2 separate regions of the Homo sapiens genome follow, and region 1 is linked to region 2. A link is an interaction called in ENCODE POLR2A ChIA-PET data of the cell type or tissue named here. Cell type or tissue: MCF 10A. All regions are shown on one strand. Links, peaks and the distances in the headings refer to the core of each region. The heading gives the core; the rest is flanking DNA.

Evidence for each region. ChIA-PET counts read pairs that join two places held together with the same protein. Peaks named below come from ENCODE experiments on the same cell type or tissue, not always from the same donor. Only the 100,000 strongest peaks of a DNase experiment are listed, where the experiment ranks them.
Region 1: POLR2A ChIA-PET joins it to region 2 with 5 read pairs; 2 of 35 experiments call an interaction of 5 or more read pairs at or near these places.

The regions. Positions count from the first base shown.
Region 1 is chr7:116,662,550-116,666,949 of GRCh38, reverse strand. It overlaps COMETT (cytosolic oncogenic antisense to MET transcript), which reads left to right. Exons shown (of 5, transcript NR_165033.1): 2 at 2,909-3,211. Among named protein-coding and RNA genes, the nearest start is that of MET, 7.4 kb to the left of the region's middle. In MCF 10A, for the core only: no CTCF peak of the experiment used is centred there; no DNase peak of the experiment used is centred there.
Region 2 is chr7:116,739,013-116,743,412 of GRCh38, reverse strand. It overlaps MET (MET proto-oncogene, receptor tyrosine kinase), which reads right to left. Exons shown (of 21, transcript NM_000245.4): 4 at 3,329-3,463; 5 at 2,388-2,561. Among named protein-coding and RNA genes, the nearest start is that of COMETT, 53 kb to the right of the region's middle. In MCF 10A, for the core only: no CTCF peak of the experiment used is centred there; a DNase peak (open chromatin) is centred at 2,122.

The DNA of each region.
Region 1 (4,400 bases), core at 129-4,128, 76 kb after region 2:
GGAGAATCTCTGTCCTCTTGGAAGATGAGAAATTAAGGCCAAGACTTCCAAAAAGTCCTGGAAGGCTGCTTCCATAACTCTTTGACCTATCGATGCCTCTATCTCCAAAGTCATGTTCATTTATTTTTCTTTTCTTTCTCTGTCTTTTACCTTCTGGTAAATTTTGGGAAAGAAAATTTTCATTTTTATGCAGCATACTATAGCATCATTTCCAAATGAACTTATCCAGTCCATCTGTTAATTTAAACTTTGACACTAAAATAACCTATCTTGGAAAATAATGTGCCAAGAAAAATAAAGTGATTTTTTTTCATCGATCAGCATTTCATTAAGGATGGAGTTTAAAAATGTGTCTGTGAGTGTGTGAGTTTGTGTAATTACTGCAATTCTAGGTTTTATGGCTAACTTGATGTGTGCTTTGGTATTTAACCCCTGTGGATCAGTTTCTCCAGCTATGAAAACAGTTCCAAAGTCTGGTGAAAATAATTAAAAAATATTAAGTATCAACCAAAATTTTACTGAAGCCAGTCCATTTAAAGCCAATATACCAAACAATTTACTAATTGTAGTGTATGTAAGGGGACATTATATTAGAAAGTACTTCAGTGTGTGGTTCTTATTAACTACTGCCTTGTCCAAATATGATTAAGTACTTTATTCTATTCCAATAGGAATGATTTAATAATCAACTTAGGCATCTTTTATTTGGTGAGTCCAAAAGTAAATTAGACCATTTAAAAATGGCTACAAAATTTAACAGTTTAAGAGGGAATATATAGGTCTTATGGCATTGAAAAGGGATAGAATGTTTGGAGAGTTTGATTAGAATCAATGTAACTATTATACATGACTAACATATTTAGAAATATGATTAAGATAGTTGTATTAAAATGCTTTCCAATAATTTTGCACTGGCCAGGGTTTGAGCTTTCTTTCTTTCTTTTTTTTTTTTTTTTTACATCATTAGAGCCTAAACATAATTACTATTAAACTATGTCCAAAACATGTAGAAGAAATAGCAATAACTCTGGGTTAACCTTGGTTAGCTGATGAAGAGTTATTAAAAAAAAAAAAAAAAGAACACAGACAAACTCTGACCAGCCAAGGGTCGCACTCAGAAAGTTGGCAGTGATGCAAACTGCTTAGGACTTTCAGTTTGTTGACTTATTAGAAACATTCCTGCCTTTACTTACAAAATCCAGTGAAATTCAACCAAACTATTCCCGAGAGGCAATTGCAAACTAACCTCTAGAAAAAAGCTGTCAGACCTGATAAAATCATCTGCAAACTTTCATGCTTATGTTGAAGGAACTTTCAAGGAGTGTATAACCTGAATTAGAAAAGACATCTTTTTAAAGCTTTCCCTGAAGTGTCTGGTCCATCTGTTGTGGGCTGAGCTCCCTGTGTTGGAGCTGTTATCAGGTTCTGTCAGCTCTCCTATTGCTACTGTTAACAAATGGATTTGTCTCCCCAAAGTTAAGAACAACCAGATGTTTCCTTTGTTGTTCTGTATTCCAATGGCAGGTCAAAAATATGTTTAAACATCACTGGTGAAATTGAGATTTAGAAATAATCTTATTAATCTGATCAATGAGGTCATATGATTTAGGGCCATTTCAAGATTTAAACTGAATTTCATTATTTGGCCATGTACATGTATTGGATTACCCCCAAATTAATTTTTTTTTTGGTAAATGTAAACCTATGTTTTATGGGAATCATAATTTGTATGGAAGCAGCTATAAATATGGAATAAAATATTTAAACATGTCAGATCTTGTGATTCATCAATTAATTTCTTAACCAAATGTTTATTGAGCCCCTACCATGCACCTGGGAAGTGTTAGTGTCTGGGACTACAAAGATGAATGAGATGTGGTCCTTAACATTGAGGAGCTCACAACTAGCACAGAAGACAGACATGTAAATCAGCAGACCTGGTACAGCATGGCACATGCTATCCACTGTTAGGAGAATGTTATGGACTGACTTTGGGGATTGGGAGAAGGTGAGGAAACAAGGAGGACACCACAAAGAAGGTCATGTTTGAGTCAAATCCTATGGGATGAGAAGGAGTTTGTCAGGCAACTGTATTTGCAAGGGGAGGAAGGCACACAGACTCCTGTGTTGACATAATCCTATAATCAGGGTTTTACAAATAGTTTAAAATAGTTGGGGCACAGTGCATTTGGGATTAGGACAGGAGAGGGGCTAAAAATGTAGGTGGGGGTCAGAATATATATGAGGGGTCTTTCATATCACACCAAGAAAGATGTATATGATAGGTGATACGGAGTCACTAAAATAATTTAAGTAAAATAAGCAGAATTTTACATTTTAGAAAGATTCATGTGGTTTAATGGAAGGTTTGGAGCAGGGCGAGATTGGAGGCAGGGTGGCAAGAGAGAGGAGCACTTCATTAATGCGGGAAAGCAAAGAGGAAAGCTTGATAGAAGGCAGAGACTGCTGGGACACAGGGCAGTGAGGAAGGTCAGATGGACACTTAGGGTGTGGAATACACAGGATCACTTAGAGGTAGTGGTAACTGAGCAGTACTCAGAAAGATTGCTTTTTGTATACACGGAAAGAAATGTCATGATGTACACCATAAATATATATACCATTTTTATTTGTTAGTTATGCATTAATAAAGCTGAGGGATAAAAGATTGCTTTTTGTTTGTTTTATTTATTTGTTTTTGTTTAATGGAAGCCTGGGACACTATGATGCATTCATTTTGTACTTGTTGCATTTGAGGTGAGATATTTACTTGCGCCTGCCTACAATGAGCTGCTGGTGATCTGGCGGTTAAGTCAAAATACCAATCAATGTGCCAGATTGTTCTATTGTCTACTTGGTTATGTTTGGGACTATGTTTTTCAGACTCTCCCTTTCTACATAATTTCAGATTGGAGTTGGTCCAAAGGGAAGTTGTGAGTTCTGGGAGGCAGAAGGAAAGCAGCTGCCATGTTCTGAAGGTTATCAGCACCTGTTGGTGATAGAAACAGACACAGAGGTGTTAGCAGGTTCCTGTTTGTCCTCGCACCCCCCTCCCTCCTGATGGTGACCTTGTCCCAGGTCTTCTACCAGGCCTTCTACCAGATGCTTTGCTGAGAATTCACAGAGGCCGTAGACCTGAAGAACCAACAACCTTCCATAGGCTTTGAGGTCCCACTCCGGCAGCAGGACGTGCTGGCTCCCAGGAATCACTGTAAGTTCTGAGTCGTCTGTGGCTTTTCTCTACCGTTTTAACTCCACTTTTCAGAATTTTACCTTCCCTGCTCTTCCCACAATTGTGCAAGTTCCAATTCCTATAATAAATTTCTACTTCCATATCATGCATAGTGGTTTTTCTTCCCTGGTCGAATCTTTTTAAAGTGACAGCCAAAGTGTATTTTTAAACAAAATCCCTTAAACACATATTTTATACCCAAAACCTTCATTACTTGAAATTGTTTTGATTTTGACAGTCTGATTTTTTCCCTGACTTTCGGATAGTGATCACTAGTGCGGAATGATGATCTTAATATGTCCACACATGAGCAATTATCAGGAGAGCTAAAAAAAAAAAAAAACCTCAAGAAAATTCAACATTAGGTTCTTATGCTGTTGAAAGAAGTTGTGTGTGTGTATGAATGTTTTAATATATTCCAGTGTTCTAGAACTATCTAGGCTAGAGAGCCAGGCATGAAAGATTGCAGATGCCTCAGAGATAGGGAAGGAGGACCAGGGCAGACAGTGGCAGGAAAAGAGGTTTCCTCCTGCTGGCAGATGGTGTCCTTCTAGGGGAGGAGTGCATAGACTCTTGTAGAAAGAGCGGCTGTGGAACAGAGGTCCTGATGCTACTGGCTCAATGACGATCCCTCCGTAACCAAATCAAACATGGAACTGAGTAGGGGATACTGCCCAGACCCTAGAATAAGCGATTGGGTTGCTCATCTGGGTCCACTCCCACTCTGGAGAGAGGGTGGAGTTTAAGTCCAAGGCTGGTAATGAAAAGGTGTCAAACTTGTTGTTGGTATTAGGAAATGAGATTTGACCTAGAAAGGTGTGTGCTCTGGTGGTTCTTTCTTGTTTTTGTTTTGCTTTTTGCCTGCCTTCCAAAACCAGTGAAGGAGAAGCTGGGTGTTTCCTAGCCCAAGAAGAGAGGCAGTGTTGCAGCTTTGCAGGCAAAGGCAAAGGCATCGGCCTTGTCAGTCTCTTCCGTGGAGATGGCCTTCCTTCTTAAATATTTGCATGGCACACCCTGATTCCTCCTTCAGGGTCCAAGCCTAACCCTGGAAAGCTTCCACCACTGGTCCTCTCCCTGGGGAGGCTGACAGGTTGCCTCATCTGTTTTCCCACTGGCACTTCATATTCCTAATTTAGCCTATCTCACAGTGTATTACAATTAGCCATTT
Region 2 (4,400 bases), core at 182-4,181:
CTGGCTTCAGCCCCCTTTCCAGGGGAGTGAATGGTTCTGTCTTGCTGGCATTCCAGGCACCACTGGGGTATGAAAAAAAACTCCTGCTCGGTGTCTGCCCAAATGGCCGCCCAGTTTTGTGCTTCAAACCCAGGGTCCTGGTGGTGTAGGCAAATGAGGGAATCTCCTGGTCTGTTAGTTGCCAAAACCATAGGGAAGTGTAGTATCTGGGCCGGAATGCATTGTTCCTCACAACACAGTCCCTCAAGGATTCCTTTTGCTAGGGGAGGGAGTTCCCCAATCCCTTGCCCTTCCCAGGTGAGGCAACATCCCACCTTGCTTCAGCTCAACCTCTGTGGGCTGCACCCACTGTCTAACCAGTCCCAATGAGATGAGCCGTGTACCTCTGTTGGACATGCAGAAATCACCTGCCTTCTGCACTGATCTTGCTGCGAGCTGCAGACCGGAGCTGTTCCTACTCGGCCATCTTAACACCCACCTCGAGTCTGTCTTATGTTTTGCAGGAAGAATGCTAACTGTCACAGTCTGGTGCAGCATGAAATCTTCCTAACAACTATGAACCTAGAGGGATTTATGGACTCAGCTGCCCTGCCTTCCTAACTGCAGCTTAAGCCTCACTGACTTGTGCATGGTAGCACGCAACCTTTGAGAATCATCAACTATAGAATGCTAGAGTTAAGAAGGGTGAGAGAGGAGGGACATTTAAATATTGCAAGAGATTCTCTGGTTCCAGAAAATTCTGAAATATTTACTTTATTTTTAAGCATTTTAGTATAGCTTTTATGCTTAGTAAAAGGAAGCACATTAGTAAAAATTAAATGTTTCATTTGTACAGGTTATCAAACCATTTTCTTTACTTAAAATACCAGCTTGGTTATTTTTGAAATGAAATTGTTGTGATTTAATTGCATGGGCACACACACATATATTTTCCATATCTATTTCATGGAATAGCAGAGTTCAGATTCCTAGTGTCTCAAATTGCTGAAGTTGTTTGTTTATAAAAGTATAAAATTGCATACGGTTCCAAAAGTATACTGAACAACAAAAAAGTACACAAATACTACAGTATAGATTTAAATTTGTTTTGTCACTGTCTTTAGTTTATTCTCTGGTCAATCAAGCTAAGTCTTAATAACTGTGTCACACCTAACAGAAAATAACTTGGTTTAAAACCCAGTCACCCACTACAAATCTTGCTCCAAACCGTAACTAAATGAAAACAGCCATGCACTTGGGGGTGGTTCTTGTTCTGACTCGCACATTTTGTTTACTTGGGCATGAACCAGGTGACCGAGACCTTTAACTTGAATCTTTCATAAGAACTATTTACTAAAGTCCAACTTTTCTACATGCACACAGAGAAAAATACACACTGGGTTCTCACCAGGGAAGTGTTTTTAAGCAAGATGTTTTGGACTAAGAAATTTTTAAAAATTGCGTGGAGATTTTCATAGTGCCGAATATATGCTTAAGCAAATAAGGCAACACAGTTAGCATGGCTGCGATGTTAGAGCCAATGTCCATTGCCAGAAACTGAGTTCTCTATCAGCAAGAGATGTGCTCATCTTGTTCTGGACTATATCTCCTCAGGGACTAGAGGGCAGCCTGCTAAATGGTATGCACTCAATAAATATTTTTGGAATGAATTAAAGAGTGGCATGGCTTACAGAAGTATAGATGTTAGTATAGTCATCCGTTGAGCCTTTGCTTTTTTTTCTGGGAACACTGAAGGAAGACTCACAGCCACCCATGGGTGTTGACCCTCCACTTGCCTTGCCCACCTCACCCCGGGAAATAATCTTCAGTCTCATCTGTGAACAGACAAGGCCACCATCTATGCATCGGACAGGAAGAAAACTGTCCTGTGTGCCCCAGCATGGCAGGGATCACCAGTTTGCAGGATTCAGCTCAGGGTTCCAGGATATGCCATGAACAGATCTGTTTCTGTGATGGAGGCTCATGTCTGGGCACTTGGCCTATATAGGAAGTGGCGAGGAATCAGAGAGTGGGTGAGTCAGGAGGGAACAGGCCCCAGTGTGAGAAAATGGGGAGCACTGTTGCTTATTCACCACCACTCTTTTATTCACACGGCACTAAAGGTGAGCAGCTGCCCAGCGATAGAACCTAGACAATGTGAAGCAAGCACTTCAGGTGCAGGACTTGGGGGGATGCCCAAACACCACCCCCTCCCTGCCCGAGGGATAAAGCCAAGAGAGAGATGGTGCTTTAGCTGATGACTCACAGCTAAATGAGTAAATTGATTTTTAAATTTTTTTCATTAGTGGGATTTGTATCTAAAAAAACAAAAAACAAACCAAACCAAACCAAAAAAAAAAAAAAAACACCAAACAAAAACATGTATGCCAGCTGTTAGAGATTCCTACCTTGTAGATTGCAGGCAGACAGATCTGTTGAGTCCATGTCCCGCTCAGGCATTCCTCCGATCGCACACATTTGTCGTGGCACCAGCCACACTGAACAAAGGGTGGGGCAGAGAGGCATTGACTGCAGGACTGGAAATGTCTGCAGCCCAAGCCATTCAATGGGATCTTCGTGATCTGTGAAGAGAAGGGGTGGAAAGAGCTTCCAGAGGGGTATCTAGTTTGTTAATTAATTATAAAGTAAGTACACAAAAGGTACATGTAAATATCATTTGATGGAATTTTCTAGACTTAGCAACTATGTGTGCAAATCCTGTCATAACGGTGATTAAAATTTTAAAAATCTGATTCCTTCCTTTCCTTTATTGTTAGCAGGTATGTGAAAAAGTAACATTATTGTCCAGTGAGCATAGCATTGCCACACAATGTTAGAGGTTCTACATAGTAGGGACATTGTGCCCTGTCTGAGATGATTTTAAAATAACAAGAGAGTATAATTTAAGTGGTGGGAAAACACACTTGAATCTCTGGAAAATTCTAAGTAAAGTTGCATGTCATTCTGGCATCAAGATGCACTTTCTTCTCTAGGAGAAAAGGGATTATTGGTTGGAGTCGGATTCCAATGTACATTTCCAGGATTTATCTGCCTGCACTAGAGCTCTGTCATTAGGACTGTAATTCTCATTCTGTGTGTTTATTTTTCTTGTTGAGAAATATAGGACAAAAGGAGAAGTTTTGAAAAAGACCTCCCTTAGGTCTAGTCTTTCTTGGAGAACAAATTAACTAGATTTCAGAAGATCTCTGGAATACTCACTAAAGAACTTAATGGAGGAGGGGTAAATTTAAGATGAAGAGAGACATTATAAAGGGCCAAGTGACACTGGTTGTAAATATGCATTTGGGAAAAACCACGTCTATGGAAATTCCCTGTGGGAACAGCTTACCTTCTTCCCAGTGATAACCAGTGTGTAGCCATTTTGGTTTAATGTATGCTCCACAATCACTTCTGGAGACACTGGATGGGAGTCCAGGAGAAAATTCACATGAGGGGTTGATGGTCCTGATCGAGAAACCACAACCTAAACAGCAAAAAAGTTATAACATCCTTATTCCAACAAGCTCAGTTTAAATATAAGTGGAAAATGTAGATGATAATGGTAATAACAGATTAGCAGGGCTTGTGGGTGTTTGAACTGAAGACCCAACAGTTCCCCTCATTGTAAATCAATATGTCATCTTCTAATCTCTTGCCTTGAAGCCAAATTATCTGAACCCCCAAGACAGACTTTGCCTATGATCTTTTAATGGTTTCAAGGGAAAGAGATCTTTCAATCAATTGGCAGCACATACAGACAAATCCCTGCAATTGTATTGGAAAATGGAGGAACCAAAACTCTCTCCAGAAAGAAGACACCACACATGCTACAATGAATCTGGATTATTTTTTAAATATATCCTCTTAATCCTCCCTGCCAGGCAGTTTCCCTTGATGTAATGGTTAAGAGTAGTGGACGCGGAGTCTGGAATACTGGAGCTAGTTCCAGCTGTGCTACTCTTAAGCCACATTTATAGATCTTTTCAGGTCAAAACAGGCCCCCAGCTACTTTGAAATGATGTGTTGTATTTTTTTATAAACCACTGTCCCACAATATATTATTACTTGGATTATAAAACTCTGCTTCTTGGTCTGGCTTTAAAATAAGGCCTGATGGTTTTAACAATGCCCGGGAAATGAGGTTTGATGATTGATGTCATTTTTGCTTTCAGGTTTTTAAAATTTGGGATGTTTCCCAGCTATCTAATTTCCATCTGTCCTGTTCCTAGAACCCAGTAATAATAAAGTTCAGAGCATAATTGACAACAATTGGGATAAAATCCAAATGATTATCTTACATGAACACTTAGATTTTTAGGAGGGTGTTGGAGTTCTCAGAGAAACTTTCACTCTTAAGTAGGCCACTGGGTTGCATATACATGAAGGTGGAGGAGGCTCAGCACAGCCCTAGACTTGAAATC